4 separate regions of the Homo sapiens genome follow, and regions 1, 2 and 4 are each linked to region 3. The links are chromatin loops, found by intact Hi-C in ENCODE. Cell type or tissue: heart left ventricle. All regions are shown on one strand. Region 1 overlaps FNDC3A (fibronectin type III domain containing 3A). Region 2 overlaps CDADC1 (cytidine and dCMP deaminase domain containing 1). Region 3 overlaps FNDC3A (fibronectin type III domain containing 3A). Region 4 overlaps CDADC1 (cytidine and dCMP deaminase domain containing 1).

Region 1 (5,000 bases), 110 kb after region 3:
GAAGATTAAACCTGTAGTTTCTGAATATTTTCTGGCCACAGTAATACATTGGTAACTAAATTCACAACAGAAAGTTTGAGTTCCTGTGTAAAAGCTACTGTATTACTATAACTTAACCATATTAACATGTTTCCTTCACTAATTCCTCCAAAATAATTTTATCATAATAAAATCAAGTAACATTTCTTTATTTCCTATAAGTAGATTTGTCTGCAGAATCCAGTAGTCCTTAAAGTAGTCCTTTCTGAGATGACCAGATTCTTTGTTTATAAATCTACAACTATGCCTTGGTTAAAGATTGCCTCTAATCATACTCATCTTCCTTCAACTTCTTTTTAAAAAAACCTTCCGGGCCAGGCGCAGTGGCTCACGCCTGTAATCCCAGCACTTTGGGAGACTGAGGTGGGCGGATCATGAGGTCATGAGTTTGAGACCAGTCTGACCAACATGGTGAAACCCCGTTTCCACTAAAAAATACAAAAAATTAGCCGGGTGTGGTGGCACGTGCTTCTGGTCCCAGCTACTCAGGAGGCTGAGGCAGGAGAATCTCTTGAACCTGGGAGGCGGAGGTTGCAGTGAGCCGAGATCACGCCATTGCACTCCAGCCTGGGCGACAGAGCAAGACTCCGCCTCAAAAAAAAAAAAAAAAAAAAAAAAAAAACAACTTCCTTCTCCTTACTCTGTCTTCCTCTTAAGCTTCTGATTCCTCTCTTGACCTCTATCATTAACTGTCTTGAAATATTAGGTTTTAATATTAAAGGGGAGGATCAAAATATCCAGACATATGGGACTTTAAAAAAACTACATTCGAAATTATAACTTTATATTTAAAAAAGCAAAGTGTTTTTATAACAGAAACTCTGAAAATAAAAAGCACTTTATTTTGTCTTGGTTGGCAGTTGTAGTTATAGAGGTTAAGAATCACTGGTAGAATTCTCACTTCTTTAACCCACTTTAACACAGTTTCAGATCCAACACTATACAGAAATTGCTATTTCTAAAAACACCAATGACTTCAGACACCAACTGGGAAGCTTCTGCAAGTGAAAGGAAGTGCTATTAAAAATTACGCAGGGAAAACCGACATAAATCAAAGCTGTCCACCCAGGAGGAATGGTCCTAATCAGGACCAATCATAACAAAGCCTTGCATGTGTTGTTATGTTTGTTATATCACAAAGGCTGTACTTGCTTATACTTGAAAATACACATACAAACATTGTTTTTAACTCTTTCCTGATCCCTAATCCAACTCCTATTTCTATAGCTAACAACTGTGGTGTACCCTTCCAGTCTTTTTCTCTGTGCTTACCTGTGTGTTAGGTTTTCTGGGATTGGTTGTTATGTAAGTGAAATCACATACACTGCTTTTGTGTATTGTATTTTTTTTGTGTGTGTATGAATTGTGTCTTTGTGTATGTATTATATTGTATCTCGCCCTTTCATGTAAAATATCTTAAGAAGTACATCTATGTCTATTTCATGTTTTTTCATAAGTATCTAATATTATAGTGTAAGGGCACACCATAATTTAACTGTTCTAATGATGATCTTATTACTTCCAGTTTCCCATCATACATTTTCTCCTCTGCATGGAATAATCATGCAATACTCTCTATTAATGAATGATAGCATTTCTATATTACAGACATATAGAAATAAAACTTCTGGCTCAGGAGAACGTACATTTGAAATGGATAGATACTGCCAAACTTTTCTCCTAAAAAGATGAAGCTATTTATATTCGGTTCAATAGTATTCCTTCAAAACTTAACAGGCTACCTATATTTCTACCTCTATAAATTTCCTGCTTACATTCTTTCCCATTTTCTATCAGGTTATCTTTTTCATATTGATTTGTAGGTACACCTTATATACCTTGAATATTAATTTTGTCTATTACATGTCGAATATTTTATCCCAGTCTATTGCTTGCCTTCCTTTTTAAATGGCATCTAAGTTTGATGTCTCACTTAAAAGGCCTTCTCTACTCCAACGAGTTTTTAAATTAACTTTTAAAAGTTTTGTCATTTTATTTTTTATTTATCAACATTTAGTCCACTCGGGGCTGGGCACAGTGGCTCACGCCTGTAATCACAGCACTCTGGGAGGCTGAGGCGAGCAGATCACAAGCTCAAGAGATCGAGACCATCTGGACAACATGGTGAAACCCCGTCTCTACTAAAAATACAAAAATTAGCTGGGCGTGGTGGTGGGCACCTGTAATCCCAGCTACTTGGGAGGCTGAGGCAGGAGAATCGCTTGAACCTGGGAGGCGGAGGTTGCAGTGAGCCGAGATCACGCCACTGCACTCCAGCCTGGTGACAGAGCGAGACTCCATCTCAAAAATAAATAAATAAATAAAAATAAAAAACCATTTAGTCCACCTGGAACTTAGTTTTGAGAGTGTCACGAAGTGGGTACCTAACTATCTTTACTTCAATTAAACAGTTGATTGTCCCACACCCTTTATAGACCAGTTCTTCCATTACTCATTCATTTATCATACAATTCTTCTTTATCCATGTTTATCTATGGATCTTCTCCTGAATTTATTATTCTATTCCTTTGATCAATATGCCTATTCCTACTCCAAATTCTTATTTTAATAATTGTAATTTTATAATGTTTCGACCTTTGATGGGTCCCATTTATTATACTTCTTTTTGAAATTTACTTGGCCATTCTTGTGCATGCTCCCTTCTCAAAACTTGAACCATCAGTTTGTCAAATTCCATTTTAAAACTCCTGTTGAATTTCTGATTAGAACTGCATTGACTTTATAGAATAATTTAGTAAAAGCTGTCATTTTTATGGCATTAAGTTGACACATTCATGAATACTCCTCCATCCATTCACATCTTTTTGCAGTTTTCTTCACATAGCTATTACACATTTTAAAATCTTAAGTATTTTATAGTTTAGGCTGCTACTTCTTATTACTGTATTTCATAGTTGGTTATTGTTGATATATAAGAAGGCTAATGAATTTTCTAACTTTATCTTATAGCCAATCAGCTTACTGAAATTTTTTAATACAAATCTTTTTCTGTTATCTCATATTTTTTTGCTATTTGTATTTGTATTATATTTATTTGTATTTGTAAGCAGTCATATCAACTCTAAATAATAGTGATACATTTCCCCCCTTTATTTACAGGTTAATTATTTTTCTTGTTCTTAATGTATTGCCTAAGACTTTTGAACCAATGTTGTGTTCCTATCTATTAATGAAAGTGCTTCTATTATTACTCTATGACATTTGGTGATAATAGTATCTACCGCAGAGAGATGTTTTAAGGCTTAAGTAAACTGATACATATAAAGTTTTTTGCAATAGCACCCAGAATACAGAAAGTGTTTAATGCCTATTAATCATATTATTTACTAAGTGCCTTTTATTTGTCAAGCACAAATAAAAGTATATGCATGCACCATTGCAGAGGTTGGCAAACTAAAGCCTGTGGGCCAAATCTGGTCTGCTGCCTAGTTTCGTAAATGAAGTTTAATAGGAACACAGTCATGCCCATTGTTTATAATTTATCTATGGCTGTTTTTGTGCTCCTGTAGCACAGTTTAAGTAGTTGCAACTGAGCCCATATGGTCCACAATGCCTAAAATATTTACTACCTTCTCTTATATTAAAAAAGTTGCTGACTCCAGTAGTACTGGTCAAACTCAAGGAGTTCATAGTTGAATAGCTGATTTAGACAAGTAAAAAATATATATACATTACAGTATGATATATACAACCCAGATATTCTGTGGGTATTATGGAAACATTTTGCATTTAAATATTAAAAGACAGGAAGGACTCACACAAGTGAAAAGACACAAGATATTTTAATTATTTAAAAATATGTATTTATTTACATATCATTATCTCTCATCCCATTCTGTAAATTTCTAAAGGGGAGGGAGTGTGACATTCATTTTTGTGACATTCAACATTCATATTCTAAGTATCTAGGACATTTTAAATGTTCAACAAATGATAGGCAAATGAATAAATGAATGATATGCAGGATGCCTGAGTGACAATGATTAGGTATGTCTGTCAAAGTTCTAGATATAAATATCCTATGGCAAGCATTTTACTTGTCATGTTAAATAGGATCTTTTAATTCTTGTACAGTCTATATTAGGAGATAGCTACTATTATTACTACACTGTAAAATGAACGAACCAAGGCTCATACAGGTAAAGTAGCACACTCATGTTTCTATACAGCCAGTATGAGAAGTCAACTAACAATCCTGTGGCTGCCTAATGAGAAATATGTTCTCTACACTATATCACAAAGTTGTAAAGAGGTAAGAAATGATGACACAATAGGATATCAACAGAGTATGGACTCTCAAAGACAAAGGAAATTATAATTAATGCAGCAGGAATTGTATTGTGATTTCGATTTCTAAAACTGGGGAATGATCTGAATAAATTCATGTTTTTTAAATATCCTGGAAGCAGCCTAAAAGATGGTTAGAGGGGCAGTAGCCCCTACATTTTACCCAAAGGCTACTCTGTCACACACACTAGGCCAGTTTTAGTAAGGTTCAAGTGATTAAAACAAAAATGCGAACATACTATTTCAGGAATACCAATCTGAAGCATCAGGAAAAGCTGATCCTAATAGTTACTAAAGAAACAAAAAGGTACTTCATAAACTATGAAGGTACTATGCTAAAAATTTTTTTTAGGTATATATTACAAATGAAAATATTACATGGAAAAAAATCAAGTCATAAGAACAAAGACATAATTGAGAATGTCTGTCTTAAGAAAACAAAAAAAATTTAGAAAATTTAAACATAAAATCGCAAATTATGAATTTTCACTTTTTATTTAAGCAAATCTTAAGAAAAACTGATTTTAAAGTAAATGAAATGACTAATCCTTCAAGTTATGGCTCAACAAAAGTAGTTGCTGTATATGGCATATACTTCTATAAAGCAAAGCACGTAATTACTTTCTAATAAAAGTCTAAACTGTGATTTAAAG
Region 2 (5,000 bases), 180 kb before region 3:
CAGAAAATACAGCAACATGTTAATTGTGGTATCTATGAGTTGTGAGATAATACACGTTCTTTTTTATTTTCCTAGTCTTCTACAATGAGCATATACTACTTTCATAATAAAAATAAGTAATATAACCTAATAGAGAAAAATCCACACATATTAAAGAGAAAACAAAGAACTGAGTATGTGGACATGGATATAGATTGATAAAATCTATTCTTGGAAACAGTGTTGCCCAGTCCTAGCCTGGTTTGTGACAACACCACAGAATAGAACTACTTATCTCAAGGTCTATGGTAACTTATCAAAAAGGAAAGCAAAAAATCTTTCAAAGTAATTTCAATTTGCTTTAATCTTAAAAACAAATACCAAATTTATTGACACACACTATTTTTGATAATCTTGGTACTGAAATTCAGATTTAGAACAAATTCTAGTTCATGTTAATTACTTGCATTTACAAAACTAGGTATCTAGCTAACCATCTACATAATATTTGCAGCCAGGCCAGATGAGAAGGATGAGAAGATGGACAGCTCATCTTCACTGGAGGTAGAACAGAGAACAACCATGAACAACAGCCTTTGGAACATGTGCCTGAGTGAGGGTATTTCCGGGAGGGTCTGGCCCAACTGGGTGCTTCCTTTCCCATCTCTGCCCCTGAAGATCCCCTTAGTCTTCCTGCCTCCTTCTGCTTCTCTTGCCCTTTCTTAAGTTCTTCTGATCTCTTCATTCTCTTTACAATTGAAAAGCTATTAAAATCTACCAGTAAGCAAGATATTTCAGAATTCTCCATAACCCATCACTCATAGTCCTTAATCTTTATGATTAAGTCACTTAATCTTTATGAGGAGAACTTGAAAAACCTATTTATTCACACTCTTCAGGAGGAATGAAGAGACAGAAAACAAAAACACGGAAGTAGAGATTTCTCTGACTAGTTGGATATAAGCTTTTATTGAGTTTTACAAAAAAGGTATCTTTCCCATCTCTGCCTTCTTTCAGTGCCATGTCAACACCCCCTCATTTAAAAATGTGATAAACTTTAAATAAGACAATTAGAAAAAAATGACAATATTACAAATGGTAAAAACTTATGATACTTCATATACACATGACAGACACTGGATAGTATGTTTCTATATTTAAAATTATATACATATATAATTATATGTTATATGTCCAAGTTAATCATATATATGTATGTTCCAGGTATCCTGGACTCAAACTGATGTATATGGCAGGAATGTAAAGCTGAAATATATAAACGGTTCTTTTATATCATTTTTCTTCCCACTGCAAATTCTAGTAGTTAAATGTTACATTAACTCATTCAATGCCAGGATTAAATCATTGGATGTCATAGAAACAATGTATGATTCTGGACAGGATCCTTTTGCTATATAAAAGCAGTCCCCAACCTTTGTGGCACCAGGGACCAGGTACCGGTTTCATGGAAGTTTTTCCACAGACCAGATGGTGAGGAATGGGGGATCATCAGGCTTTAGATTCTCATAAGGAGTGCACAACCTAGATCCCTTGCATGGGCAGTTCACAATAGGGTTCACACTCACATGAGAATCTAATGCCGCTGCTGATCTGGCCGGAGGCAGAGCTTAAGCAGTAATGTGAGCAATGGGGAGTGACCATAAATACAGAAGAAGCTTCTTAACTGGTACCCAGGGGTTGGGGAAACCTGCTATATAAGACATTTCTTGGGCAGCTAATGAACCTTGACTGGAATCTGTGGATTAGTGGCAGTAATGTATCAATGTTAATTTCCTGATTTTTATGGTTGTAATTATGTGGTTATTTCTCATTTGAGGAAATAAAGGGTGAGCTGGTATCATGTCAACAACTTCTGGGAAAAAATTTCTTTGTAGTGTTTTTATAACTTTTCTGTATGCTTAAGGTTTTTTCCAAATAAAAAGCTTTTTGAAAACCAAAATAGGCTGAGAACAGTGGCTCATGCTTGTCCCAGCACTTTGGGAGGCTGAGGCAGGCAGATCGCTTGAGCCCAGGAGACAGAGATTGCCAAGATGGCGCCACTGCACTCCAGCCTGGGTGAGATAGTGAGACCCTGTCTCAAAACAAAAACAAAAGCAAAAAAAAAAAAAAAAAAACCCACAAAAACCAGAACCCAAATAGTGAAGAGGTATAAAGACTTAAAAGTTCTTGTGTTTTCCATGAACTACCTCAGTACATTTTTGGAACTATCAAATAAGAAATTCTTTTTTTCCCGGGCCAGTCGTGGTGGCTCATGCCTATAATCCCAGCACTTTGGGTGGCCGAGGCCGGTGTATCACCTGAGGTCAGGAGTTCAAGAGCAGCCTGGCCAACATGGTGAAACCCCGTCTCTATTATTAAAAATACAAAAGATTAGCTGGGCATGGTGGCGTGCGCCTGTAATCCCAGATACTGGGGGGTGGGGGGAGGGGGGTGGGGGTAGCAAGGCAGGAGAATCGCTGGAACCCGGGAGGCTGAGTTTGCAGTGAGCCGAGATCACGCCATTGCACTCCAGCCTGGGCAATGAGTGAAACTCCATCTCAAAATAAATATATAAATAAATAAACAAATATTCTTGTTTTCCTGATTTTTCTCATGAGAAATGTGTGTGTTTGTGTGTGTGCACCTCCCTTTGTTTGGGGGTGGGGGTGACCTTTAAACTATTGCAGGGGATCCCAAACCTTTGGCAGCAACCAGTACTGGTCCGTGGCCTGTTAGGAACTGGGCCGCACGGCAGCAAGTGAGTGCAGGCGAGCGAGCATTACCGCCTGAGCTCCACCTCCTGTCAGATGAGCGGTGGAATTAGATTCTCATAGGAGCAGAACCCTACTGTGAACTGCACACCTGAGGGATCTAGGCTGCGTGCTCCTTATGAGAATCTATTGCCTGATGATCTGAGGTGGAATAGTTTCATCCCAAAACCATAACCCCATCTGTGGAAAAATTGTCTTCCACAAAACCGGTCACTGGTGCCGAAAAGGGTGGGGACTGCTGAAGTATTTTCACCTCTATCCACCTCTCTAAGCCAGAAAGGAGAGGGAAGAGATGGGTCAGAGATTTTTCTTTTATCAGCCACCAGATGGCACCAAAAGATCCACTGGCTCAATTCTCTACAGAGATGTAAATTCATAAGGCAGGAATCCTTAGCTGAACAGTTGCAGTTAGGTAAGGGTTTGCACATATAAATAAACTCAATAATAATAATAATTTGTTGAAACTCGGCCGGGCGCGGTGGCTTACGCCTGTAATCCCAGCACTTTGGGAGACGGAGGCGGGCGGATCACCTGAGCTCAGGAGTTTGAGACCAGCCCGGACAACATGGCGAAACCCCGTCTCTACTAAAAATACAAAAATTAGCCAGGCGTGGTGGCCGGCGCCTGTAATCCCAGCTACTCGGGGGGCTGAGACAGGAGAATCACTTGAACCCAGGAGGCGGAGTCTGCAGTGAGCCGAGATCGAGCCACTGGCACTCCAGCCTAGGCAACAGAGAGAGACTCTGTCTCAAATAATAATAATAAAATAATAATAATAATAATAATAATAATAATTTGTTGAAACTCTTTAAAAGGGTGGGAATCACTAACTTACAATATTGCAGCAGGGTACCTAACAACATAATACAAAATACACCTGAAAAAAATGTGTATCTACTTACCGTAAATTTGCTAACACCTTCAAGCTCCCCGAACCTCATGTAAGAGATGTCTGCCTTCTTTTTTCCAACATCTACATCTCCTGCATAGATTTGTTTTATGCCTGCACCTTTAATTAAAGGTACACACTCATCACATGGGCACTTTGTCACAAAAATCATGCTTCTTTCTTCTGGTTTTATTTCTTGACACCTACAAAAAAAATTATAAAATATCAGAAAGGTCGTTTCTGAAAGGGTAAGTTATTTTTTAGAAAAATCTTTAAACACTAAAATTGAGCTGTTTTAAAAACAGATTTATGACATTATTAATAATGATCATCAAGCCTTAGACTTGCTGAATTACTGAATGTTCAAAGTATGTAAACCCACAAAAGTGTTATGATACAACCTGAACATGACAATTATTATAACTAAAAATAATTTATTGATTCTAAGTAAGAGGTTCAGTTTCAGATTACAAAATAAATGAAATCAGGAAGATACAGACACCAAAGAAAGAGAGAAAAAACCCCCAATGCTTTCTAAATAAGTACCTGTTTAGAATACTGGAATTAGATTTGAAACTGATACCTTAAGAGCTAATCATGTCTGATTAGACACTAACTCATCTTGTTAGACAAATGACACAGCCCTATCTGGTACCTAGTGGATAGTCAATAAATGTTTACTAAATGAATAATCAAATACTTAAGTTCTGTTTTGACTTATAGTTCCCTTACCCCTTCCCTATCATAGGATAATTTTAAAAAGAAAAGTTTCTATTTGATATATTCACACCTCTGTACAAAATGAAGCAAGTAAATCTGTAATGAAGAGGACAAGGAAAAGAATAGAGGGAATTTTGGGTGAAATTTTGCATGCTGAGGGTAGTTTAGGACTAACAACTGGGGCTGCAAGGACTGACTTCCGGGTTCTGAGGCTTACGTAGCTCTCAGCCAGCCATCTTCAATTCCTCCACCGCCAGCCTTCCACATCCATCTTCCTTGTTGAGACTGTTATTTACGTTCACCTGGACTAGGGCAACAGAATTCTATGCATCTAGTCTGTTCAAACAATACTACCTACATAATCTATAGCGTATGGCTCTGTCAATGCCATTCCATTTCCCCGCTGCCTACCAAATGGAGCATAAACTCAAAGTCCTCTCGAGTCCAGTCCCAGCCTGTCCTTGTGAGCTGTCTTTCCCTTGTGTCCACATTCCAACCTAACTGGAATATTCATGCTCCTAAACACACCACGGATTTTCCTACTTCTAGACCGTTGCTTATGCTAGAAGCAAGAATGGTCTTCCCTTCCCTTCCAATTGCCCCAGTCTAGGAATCCTTTAAAGCTCAGTTCAGATGCCAGT
Region 3 (5,000 bases):
CTTTTAGCAACATGTCCTCCAATATAGTTGCAAAATGAACAGCTACAACAGATGAATCAGTTGATTTGCAGAAAGAGATTGTCAGCTATGAGGCAAATTAAAAGAAGAGTTGATTTTGATTTTTTTTTTCCTGGCAAACCAGATCAGCTGTTTATTAAGGCTGCTGTTAGATTATAATAATCAGGGTCATTTGCATGTCCAAAAATTTAAAAGGTAGACTCGTTCAGCTAAACAAAGAGTGGTTTCAGGTCACTAAGATATAAAAGGATGGGATGTGAGGTACACTCTTGTACTCTTCTACCTATTTTTATCTGATATTTCAAAAGACTGACTCTGACCCTGACTCTGATTCTTGTGGCAGTATTAAAGTGCAGGTTCTGAATAAGCATCTAAATAATATGTGTTAAACTCATGCAGCTTAGAGCTTAATTGACACATGTCCACAGAGTCGAGGGACCAAGGAAAGATCAATGAAATCTGCAACTAACCAGGTGCTCCATGGGAAGGAGTCTATTGCCAGGGAGTGACTGACAATGAAATAAGCAAATAGTCTAAAGGGAGATAAGGGGAGTGAAGAATTAGAAACTATAATTTTGTCCTTGGGCACAAATCAAACCTTGTTTCTTCTCCTTTTAACTGTTTCTCATTTTCTCACCCAGGTTTTACCTCTTATCCCGTTCAGAGGCCTTAATCAACCTGCATATCTCACCAGATAGTCGCTGATTTCTTTCTCTATAATTTTCCCCTTTACTTATACTAAGATGTCGATTCAACAAAAGTTTTACTTTACATTATACATGCTAATAGGAAAGCAATGTGAGGATCAGTCTAAGGCCAAATATATTTTGGATTGATTTGAGGGGTGAGGGTGCCTGGATAAGGTTAGGAGGTTAGATATTAACCAGAAAATGGTCAATACAGAAGTTATCTGTGTTCTAAGTTAGTATTTCCCAAACATTTGGATTTATGTGACAGCAAAATTTCAAAACAAATTCTGGGGACTCATTAACCAGCTTTTCATTAGGCCAAGTAAAGACATTAAAAGTTAAGAAGAAATTAAGAACGGATAGAAGGAAGTCTATCCTATATTGTCACATCAATTCATAAAAAGAGGATACTGTAACTTCAAACATTATAAAAGATTTAACTTCAGAATTTTTAAAAAGTCTTAAGTAAATAAATTTAACTTAATGAAAAACCACTACATTATCTTTATTATTCCTATTTCCTAGACTGATGAAATATCCCTACATCTATGGAAAAGGGTTTGGGAATAACGCTTAGCGTAAGAGGGATAGGGATTTATCTTTCAGGCTGGCTGAGCTCTGGTGACAGGAAGAAGGAGGAAACAGAGCAGAGGTAGGATAATTATATTATCATCATCCAATCAAGAACACTTCTGAAAGTGAAAAAGGGGGCTAAAAATCATTAAAAATACATCATTTGGTATGTTTCTTTATTGACTGATATATTTTAATTACACTGAGGGAGATAAAGTTCTAACAAAATCTATCGAAAAATAAAATGCTTTATTAAAAAACATATGCAAGTACATTAAAGAGCATTTAAAGGTATTCTTCATATTGAGTATCTGAATATTGGAGTAATATAAATGGAACAATTATTCTTAGTATATATGTATTTTAATTTCTTAGCTATACCTGTCTTTAATTCCTTATCACTGGTATTTAATTGAAAAATTTCTTCTTTCAAATAGTCATCCTAATTTTTAAAATAAAATTGCTTACAATGTTGTATTTTATGGTTTATAAACTTAAAGCTGCTGATACCTTCAATTGACTCTTTTTTGTAATATTTTAAGACTACAACATTTATATTAAGAAAAACTGTTTCTAAGGTGCTATCTGGTAAGCTGGGAGCATATCTGCTAAGTGGAGGATACTCTCAGTTCTATTTTTTGTTTCTTATCGAGATGTGTAAATACTTCAAATATTTTTACAATATTAAGTACTATAAAAATGTTACATATTTTTACAAATCTCACTGAATCGTCTTTATTTTTCTTCTGCATGTTTCACCAAATTTAGACCTTGTTTTTGAGCTCATTATTGCTGAGAGAGTTTACTGCAAGATAAAAAAGTACTGCCAAGTAACAGTTATACACAATACAATAAGTGATAAAAATCATTCAAGCTATTTTTTATATATTCAGTGGCAGAAATATTTAATTTCCTCATATTTATTTATTTAACCTATATGCTTCCCACTGGTCCTTCCACTTGGTGCCCTGGTGACACCAAGTGGCCAGCAAAGACAGCAGCATCAAATACTTCTGCCACTACTACCAGGAAACTGAAAGGAGTTAGTTCCCAGTCCTTTAAATCTAAGCACACTTTCACTTACTGTTAATTAAGACTTGCTTCTGGCAAGGGTCAGGAAGAGAGAATGATTTATTTTGGGTTGTCTAAGATTTAACCACAAGTTTAAAGTGAAAAAGAGACAGATGAGCTACTTACTAGAGATCAAGGTGGAAGCTGGAAATTCAAAATGGTGGTCAACCAAATCTATCACAACTTATTTTAATGAACTACTAATAATATTGTTTTAAAAATGATAAATCCAAGACAAATGTCATACCAGTTAGATATCAAGATGAGGCAAAAACCAGAACTGTCTTAGACAAATTGGGATATAAGGTCCCCTTACTAATAAGGAATGCTTATTTATTAAGGCTATGAAACACCTAGCAACATTTATTCATATAAGGCAGGCAATTAGTGTAAGCCTTGATCTAGGAACTCACCAAATTGGTGAGTCAGAACTTGGGAACAGAATAAGGAAGTTACAGGAGAAAGAGAAAAGATCAAGGTCATTATTCATGCTTAGATGTTTAGAGACCTTTCTTTTCCTTGGAAATTTATTATTCTTTTTAAAGTTTGGATAAAGCAGAATGCTTAAATTAGGGGCCTAAGTATGATTCAGAATTGTGGATAATTTCATTATCTGTGTACAAGTAACTGAAAATTTCTATGATTAGATTTGCAGCACAATTAGATGTATCAGTGATAAACACTAAGTAGAGTACATTTGAAGAATGACTTATGGTTAGAATCTACCTTTAGCACTAAATTGAACTGCATATAAATAGAAAACTTGAAGGAGATGTGTTTACCAAGCACCTGTTTCTAAACAAGAAATTATTTTTAGTGCACTTGTTTAGAAAGCTGCAGAGGCTGTGATATTAATGTCCATGAATGCAGCAGGTTGTGAACATTACTATTTTTAGTATCAGCCTAATATGAACAATGATGAATCATTCTTTTGTTATTTTAGTAGGAAGGAGCACTTAGGATTTACTGCAGCACATTAGGTTAACTATGCCTCAATAACTGAACACCCACACTTTGACATCACACGGCAGTGATATGGATCAGTGACGCAAATCCTGTCAGGATCAAACATTAAGGCCACAGACTGAAAAAAACTGCTCAAGTGACAAAGCAGGCTAGTCATCTACCATGCAGACTGCATTAAATCAGTACTGCTAGTGTCAAAAAGGGTTGTGCTAGGTTCTCTTTTTACATAATATCTAAACTTTTTTATTTTAATTATAGATTGCCCATACAACAGAATCTATATGTTAGTTTCCTCACAGCTTCTGTGCTTTAAGGTCTGGGCCCTTAGAAACATGTCTTAAGGTTCTACTAGCCATCTGAATTATCTGTAAAAAGGCTTCTGTATCTAGGCTTTTTAGACTATCTTCTGCAGATATGTTGCCATTTATTAAGCATTTTATATAATATGCTGTGCTTGACAAAATATCACTTTGATTCAGATTTGGAGCACTACACTATGGCCTTACAATTTACTGTAATTTCAGGTCTTCTTCCCAATAGTCACTTCTTCTTTGGGCCTATAATTTTAAAACTTTATTAGTCTTTTCGGGCATCAAAATATCAATTTTTTAATGGTTACAGCTGGATGGCTTATGAGTAATCATATGTATAAGGTTTCGAAATATATTATCCCTGAAAACACACCCACACCTAATTGGAAATCTTCTCTTCTATAAAAGGAACAGAACTTACCCCTGGAGGCTTGGCACAGAATGTTCACATCCTGCTGTAGGTTCTCCCAAAAAGAAACTAGGCCTGTACACTTAAAGCATTACCCTTCCTGTTAGTTTATGTTGTAAGACTGGCACTTCCCAGGGGAACTGGAAAACCAAACAGAGATCAAAGCTGGAGGCACATCTAATAACCTTTCATTCTGTCATCATTACTCTGACATAGACTAACATGAAAACATGCCAAGGGCCTTTTCCCATACCCTCAGGCTTTTGCTTTGGTGGCGTTTCCTCAACCAGTGTTGTTTCTTAAGAAAAAGTGTTTAAAAAAAAAATGTAAAAAAGCAAGGGCTTTCCCTCATTCTAAGTTTTTTTTTTTTTTAACTGCTAATCATCTAAAAGAAATATTTGGAAAATATAAAAACTGCTGAGACAGTTGTTCTCATAGTTCTTCTTGTCTGTGAAATTTGTAAATCATCCTAGTTTCTTCTCACCCTCCACACTGAGCTTCCAGGTCTCATTCTTATTACTATAGTTTTGGTTATCCCCTGCTTAAAATCCTTCAATGGTTCCCTTTCCTTTCAGAATAAAATGTGAAATCTCTAGCGTGGCATATAACGGTACTTGCAAAGTAGCATATATTTTTAGTCTCATTTTCAGATACTCTCCCATGCAGTCTCTTCTCTAAGCTACCTCTCTAATCACAGTTTTTCCGTTTCCTCTAATCTGTGTGTGCTTGGGCTTTGCACATGCTGTTCCTTCTGTCTCGAAGATACTTTTCTATTTATTTTTTTCTTCTGGCTAACTTCTACTTCTTCAAGCATCATATTTTCCTAAGCACTCAATGACTTCCCTATGCTTGCTCAGGTATTCCTACCCTGGCCTCCCACATAAACTCCATCATAGCACTTAGCATGGCCTTCTTTGTTTTAACTGTGGGTTACTTTTCTGTCTGTTGTACTAGGCTGTGAGG
Region 4 (5,000 bases), 160 kb before region 3:
GTTTATTTATCACTTTTTTGTCTAGAGTCCTTTTTACCTCAGAAAATATGTATTTTTTCATTTTGCATCTAGGTAAGGCCAAAATACCAAGTTTGAGACAAAGATTTTTCCATCCCAAACTCAATAAAACAAATAAAAGCTCAAGTTGCATTCCATTTTGGCACTTCCATTTACCACAACTCCCAGAGGACTGAATCTTTTCAGTGAATCGCTGCTCTGAATTTGATTTTGCCTCACTTCGCTAACATTTTGGCAAGTCATCTGTTTGATCCTAGTCACAGAGTTTTACACTAAAACATGGGCAAAAGGGTACAGTCTGTTTTGTATATGGACTAGTACATTGACTTAAATGGTGATTCACTATTTTTTTTCCCTTGGCCTTTCTTATTATGAAAACATGTAAATATTCTGAGACAAATTATTTCTATATTCCTACTGGGCTCACTCTCAGAATGAATTAGGAAATCTCTAGGAATATACATCGGAATCATCAAGGTAACTCTTCAAAACATACATGCTTAGTCTCCACTCTGCATCCAATGAATCGGAACCTCTGGAAAACTCAAAGGAATAAAGTAACAAGGAAATACTATACAATATTAAAAAGAACAAGGTTCATCTTTCAAGTCTGCACTTTGATTTTACCCTACTTACCAACTAATAAGTTAACCTGTTACTGTTTCATGGATATTAGCAGAAAACATGAAACTTCTGGGTTAGAAACAATGAACTTTATTATTTGCAGCACAGCAGTCAGTATGAGCATCATTTCTGTTTCCTGCCCTCAAGCCCCATGAGGGGTAATACAAATGGGCACAGATGGCTGCCTGGACACAGGGTGGGTAGTGTTATAGGAGAGGAACACTGAGCTTGAGGGTCCTACTGTTTCACAGCAGAAAGTAAGCCAGATTGCTTTTTGTCCTGGAGGGAGATATTACCTCAACCTTCAGGGTTGATCACTGCAAACACAACTCTGAGAAATGACCCAGGTAAAAAATGGTTAGGGCCTTGCATTCTTGGCATACCCAGCAAGGTGTGTGGGAGTGTGAGAGAACTAAGGGAGAGTATTTCTTAACACATCTATATGAACCATCAAGAGTTTTTTTTTTTTTAAAGCAAGATGTAGGATGTAGCATAGAATAATCCCATCTGTACTTTTTTTTTTAAAAAAAAGGAGTGACATATAGTCTTGTAAATATACAGACCATTTTTAGAAGAGTATTTTAAAAACTCCCTTGATAGTAGAAATGGAGGCACTTTTATTCTACTTTATACTATTCCTTTTGCTTTGTTATTATGAGCATATATATGTGAAATCATAAAAATTTACCTGTCTTTTGTCAGTAGATACTCTGGTCCTCTCTTCATTATCTCCTAAGGGTCCATGCTTTCCCTCTTCATTTTTCTAATAAAAATCAGATTAAGGAAAAAAAAAGATTAGCACATAAGACATATGACTAATTCAATATTCCCATATTTAAAGGCTGGCTTCCTTGGCTTTGACCATTTTTTTTTCCATGATGAAACTCTACATTGACTTCCCACTTTGTTTGGATCAAGTTCATACTACTTTACCTAGTAAATAAACCTTTATAATCTATCCCCTATGTACTTTCCCAAAACATAGAAGGATTGGAAATTGTAATGAGAAAATAAAATTCTGAAGTTTATGGTTTCAGAATTGTGGCAGTTTTGAGTAATGGAAAAGTCCAAAGTGTGGCCATGAATGACTAAAGTGGAATAGAGGTAAATTAACTGGAATTGAGAAGATAAGGAACTATGTAGCAAAGGTATTAGATCGGGATTGTGGTAGGCAGGATAATGCCCCGCCAGAGATTTCCTTGTCCCAGTCACTGGAGCCTGTGACTATGTTTTGTTACATGGCAAGGAGGAATCAGTTTGCAGCTGGAACTGAGGCACTAACCACCTACCTTGACATAGGGAGATTATCCTTGATTATCTGATTGGCCCGATGTTATCACAAGGGTCATTATGAGTAAAAGAGGGGTGTGGGAGAGTCAGCGATGCAACATGAAAGACCTGACTGGCCATTGCTGGCTTTGAAGATGGAAGGGGCCCATGAGCCAAGGAAAACAGACAATCTCCACAGGTAGAAAAGGCAAGGAAAGGTCCTCCCGTAGAGTGTCTGAAGGGAATTTGGCTCTGCCAACACTTTGATTTTAGCCCAGTAAGGCTCATTTCAGACCTCTTACCTACAGAACTGTATAATAAATTTGTGTTGTTTTAAGCCACCAACTTTGTGGTCATCTGTTATAGCAGCAATAGAAAACGAATACAGGTATATCCATGAGGGAAAAAGTGAAAACTTGAAGTAGAAAGAAAGTTTTGAGGCAGGGACCAAAGTCCTTCATTTATTAGTTCAACAAATACTTATTGAACCCTTGCTACATGACAGCCTAGTTGCTCAAGATGCAGCTCTCACAGGGCTTATGATTTATGAAAACAGGAAAGTGACTATGAAGTAAGTTGATTAAGACAAAGAAAGTGACACAGAATTCTGTGAGCTCCAAAATAGGTGAGATAGCCAGGTGCAGTGGCTCACACCTGTAATCCCAGCACTTTGGGAGGCTAAGGCGGACAGATCACGAGGTCAAGAGTTCGAGACCAGCCTGGCCAACATAGTGAAACCCTGTCTCTACTAAAAATACAAAAATTAGCTGGGCATGGTGGTGCGCACCTGTAGTCCCAGCTACTCGGGAGGCTGAGGCAGGAGAATTGCTTGAACCCGGGAGATGGAGGTTGCAGTGAGCCGAGATCACGCCACTGCACTCCAGCCTGGGCAACACAGCAAGACTCTGTTTCAAAAAAAAAAAAAAAAGGGTGGGATAGTTAATACATTGATAAAGTTTTAAAGTAGGAATGGGAAACTTTGTAAATGTTGACCTGCTAGTCTTATGAAACAAGTGCTGGATGCTAGAAAAGAAAGAACCATCAAAAAGAAGTTTATAAGAAAACCCATGTTCTGGGAATGAGGTTTCTGTTCAGACAGAACAGGAAGTAGAGGAAGTGATGGTATCAGTGGAAAAACGGTAAGGATGTGGGTGCTAGTAGTGGTAATAATTATATATATGAGTGATGATAATAACAGTACCTAACATCTACTGCATGTTTATCATGTACCAGGCCCTAAATTATCTCATTTAATCCTTATAACTTTATAAAGTAGCTCCTATTATTCCCATTGTACAAATGAGGAAATTGTGGCTGAGAGAGATTAAATAATTCAACCATGGTCACACAGGTAATTAAGTGGATATGCCAGATCCAGCCCAAGATCCATTGTCTTAACCATTATGCCACATTGCTTCTGTTCTGGAAAAGTACAGTGAGGGCCTTTAGCATAAGGTACCAGAAGACACAATGGAAAGAGTTAGGAGGCTAGGTGCGGTGGCTCATGCCTGTAATCCTACCACTTCGGGAGGCTGAGGCGGGTGGACTGCTTGAGCCCAGGAGTTAGCGACCAGTCTGGGCAACATGGCAAGACCACATCTCTATTAAAATAAATACATAAACAAATAAATAAATAAGGAGACAACAACAACAACAACAAACACATAGTACCTAACATGTGCCAGGCACTAAGACCTTTACAAATATTAACTCATTCATTTCTCATAAAAGCCTCATGTAGTATATACTAGTAACATTTCATTTTACAGATGAGGAAGCTGACACAGAGAGGTAGAGTTACCCAAAGTTATACAACTAGTAAGAGGCGGAGCCAGAGTCTGAACCCAGGCAGGCTGGCTGTAAAACCACTGGCTACTCTAAATTACTAGACTAAGGTGCTGCTCCAATGTTTATACTAGCATTACAGCATAAGTATTTTCTTATGTTAAGTGAAAAGGGTAGGATCCAGAGTTAAATGATCTCATGTAAGTAAAGAAAGTAAGAGAAAAAAGACTGAGAAACAATTTTTAAAAAGTAATTAGTCTCTAGGAGGTGGAATTATGATAAAATTTTTCTTCTGTCCATTTTAAAAATAACAAACATATATTACTTTGGTAACTCATAAAAATACTTTTAGTAAGACAAATGTTGGTAAAGTATCAAAAGCAGTATTTCCAATACAATTACATGTCTAATTGCATCTTGGTATTTCTGTGATTTACTCTGTACAACAAAAGCAGACTAAAGAATTTAAGTGAAACAATCTTATTACTTTAGCTTAAAGAAGACTTTTTTTCTCTTAATTGGAAAAAGTTTGTACTCAACTCTAAGAATACCATGTGCAAATAATACTGGAAAAAATATACTATAGTAAATGGTAAAGAAATATTAGGCACAAAATTGGGCAACATTTTGAGAAATTTAATATTTCCACAAGTATAAACACAATGGCAGCATATACTACATGCATATGAAATTTAGATGTATTCTTACTGTATAATTTAAAATTAATAACTTATCAACCCTGTAACAGTACCAAAACTGTCAAATACAAAATTGTGTTCCTGCTATGACTGCAACTACCTGCAAAATTATGTGGATATTAACTAGTACAAAAAGGAAATCCAAGAGAAAAAAATAGTTTTTAAAAATGTTGCAGCTATAAATTCAGTTTCAATGATAATGTTTGTACAATAAATAACACTATAAAAGTGGAGTACAATATGCTCCCTTTCATTCTGTATTCTTCCCCCACACTATCATTGGTCTTGCTTTTTTGCAATGGCCATGATATCAGAAGAACTAATGAAATTATATACTTCTGCTTTATTGACATTAAATATACAAGTAATTGACAACCTACAATCATGTTCTAAATACTTGGTAAATCTCCCTTTTCGGAATTTAAAACACATTTTTCTCATATAAACAATGTTAAAAATGATAGTCAAGTTCCCAAGTTAACATGCAAAAGCCTCTTTCACCCAGATCACTGCCAGAGTAATCCTGAGGCTCTCCCTCCCCAAGTGCCTTGGAGTCCCAAGCCCTGTAGGTAAGAACAGAAGTAAAGGCCTACCCAAGACCATGGT

What was found. Peaks named below come from ENCODE experiments on the same cell type or tissue, not always from the same donor. Only the 100,000 strongest peaks of a DNase experiment are listed, where the experiment ranks them.
Region 1: it touches region 3 in a loop (2.0-fold over the local background); 28 of 110 quality-filtered maps call a loop at or near these places.
Region 2: it touches region 3 in a loop (12-fold over the local background); 38 of 110 quality-filtered maps call a loop at or near these places.
Region 4: a loop joins it to region 3, with 2.1 times the contacts of the local background. A loop is called at or near these places in 9 of 110 quality-filtered maps.

Annotation. Positions count from the first base shown.
Region 1 is chr13:48,982,047-48,987,046 of GRCh38, reverse strand. All of the region lies in intron 1 of FNDC3A (fibronectin type III domain containing 3A), which reads right to left. Among named protein-coding and RNA genes, the nearest start is that of FNDC3A, 8.6 kb to the right of the region's middle. In heart left ventricle, no CTCF peak of the experiment used is centred here; no DNase peak of the experiment used is centred here.
Region 2 is chr13:49,279,351-49,284,350 of GRCh38, reverse strand. It overlaps CDADC1 (cytidine and dCMP deaminase domain containing 1), which reads right to left. Exons shown (of 10, transcript NM_030911.4): 8 at 3,653-3,842. Among named protein-coding and RNA genes, the nearest start is that of CDADC1, 34 kb to the right of the region's middle. In heart left ventricle, CTCF peaks have their summits at 3,060 (motif pointing right) and 3,075 (motif pointing right); no DNase peak of the experiment used is centred here.
Region 3 is chr13:49,096,725-49,101,724 of GRCh38, reverse strand. All of the region lies in intron 3 of FNDC3A (fibronectin type III domain containing 3A), which reads right to left. Among named protein-coding and RNA genes, the nearest start is that of MLNR, 120 kb to the left of the region's middle. In heart left ventricle, a CTCF peak has its summit at 2,250 (motif pointing left); no DNase peak of the experiment used is centred here; H3K27ac peaks cover 2,728 bases.
Region 4 is chr13:49,252,244-49,257,243 of GRCh38, reverse strand. CDADC1 (cytidine and dCMP deaminase domain containing 1) reads right to left here. Exons shown (of 10, transcript NM_030911.4): 3 at 1,331-1,405. Among named protein-coding and RNA genes, the nearest start is that of CDADC1, 6.8 kb to the right of the region's middle. In heart left ventricle, no CTCF peak of the experiment used is centred here; no DNase peak of the experiment used is centred here; H3K27ac peaks cover 83 bases.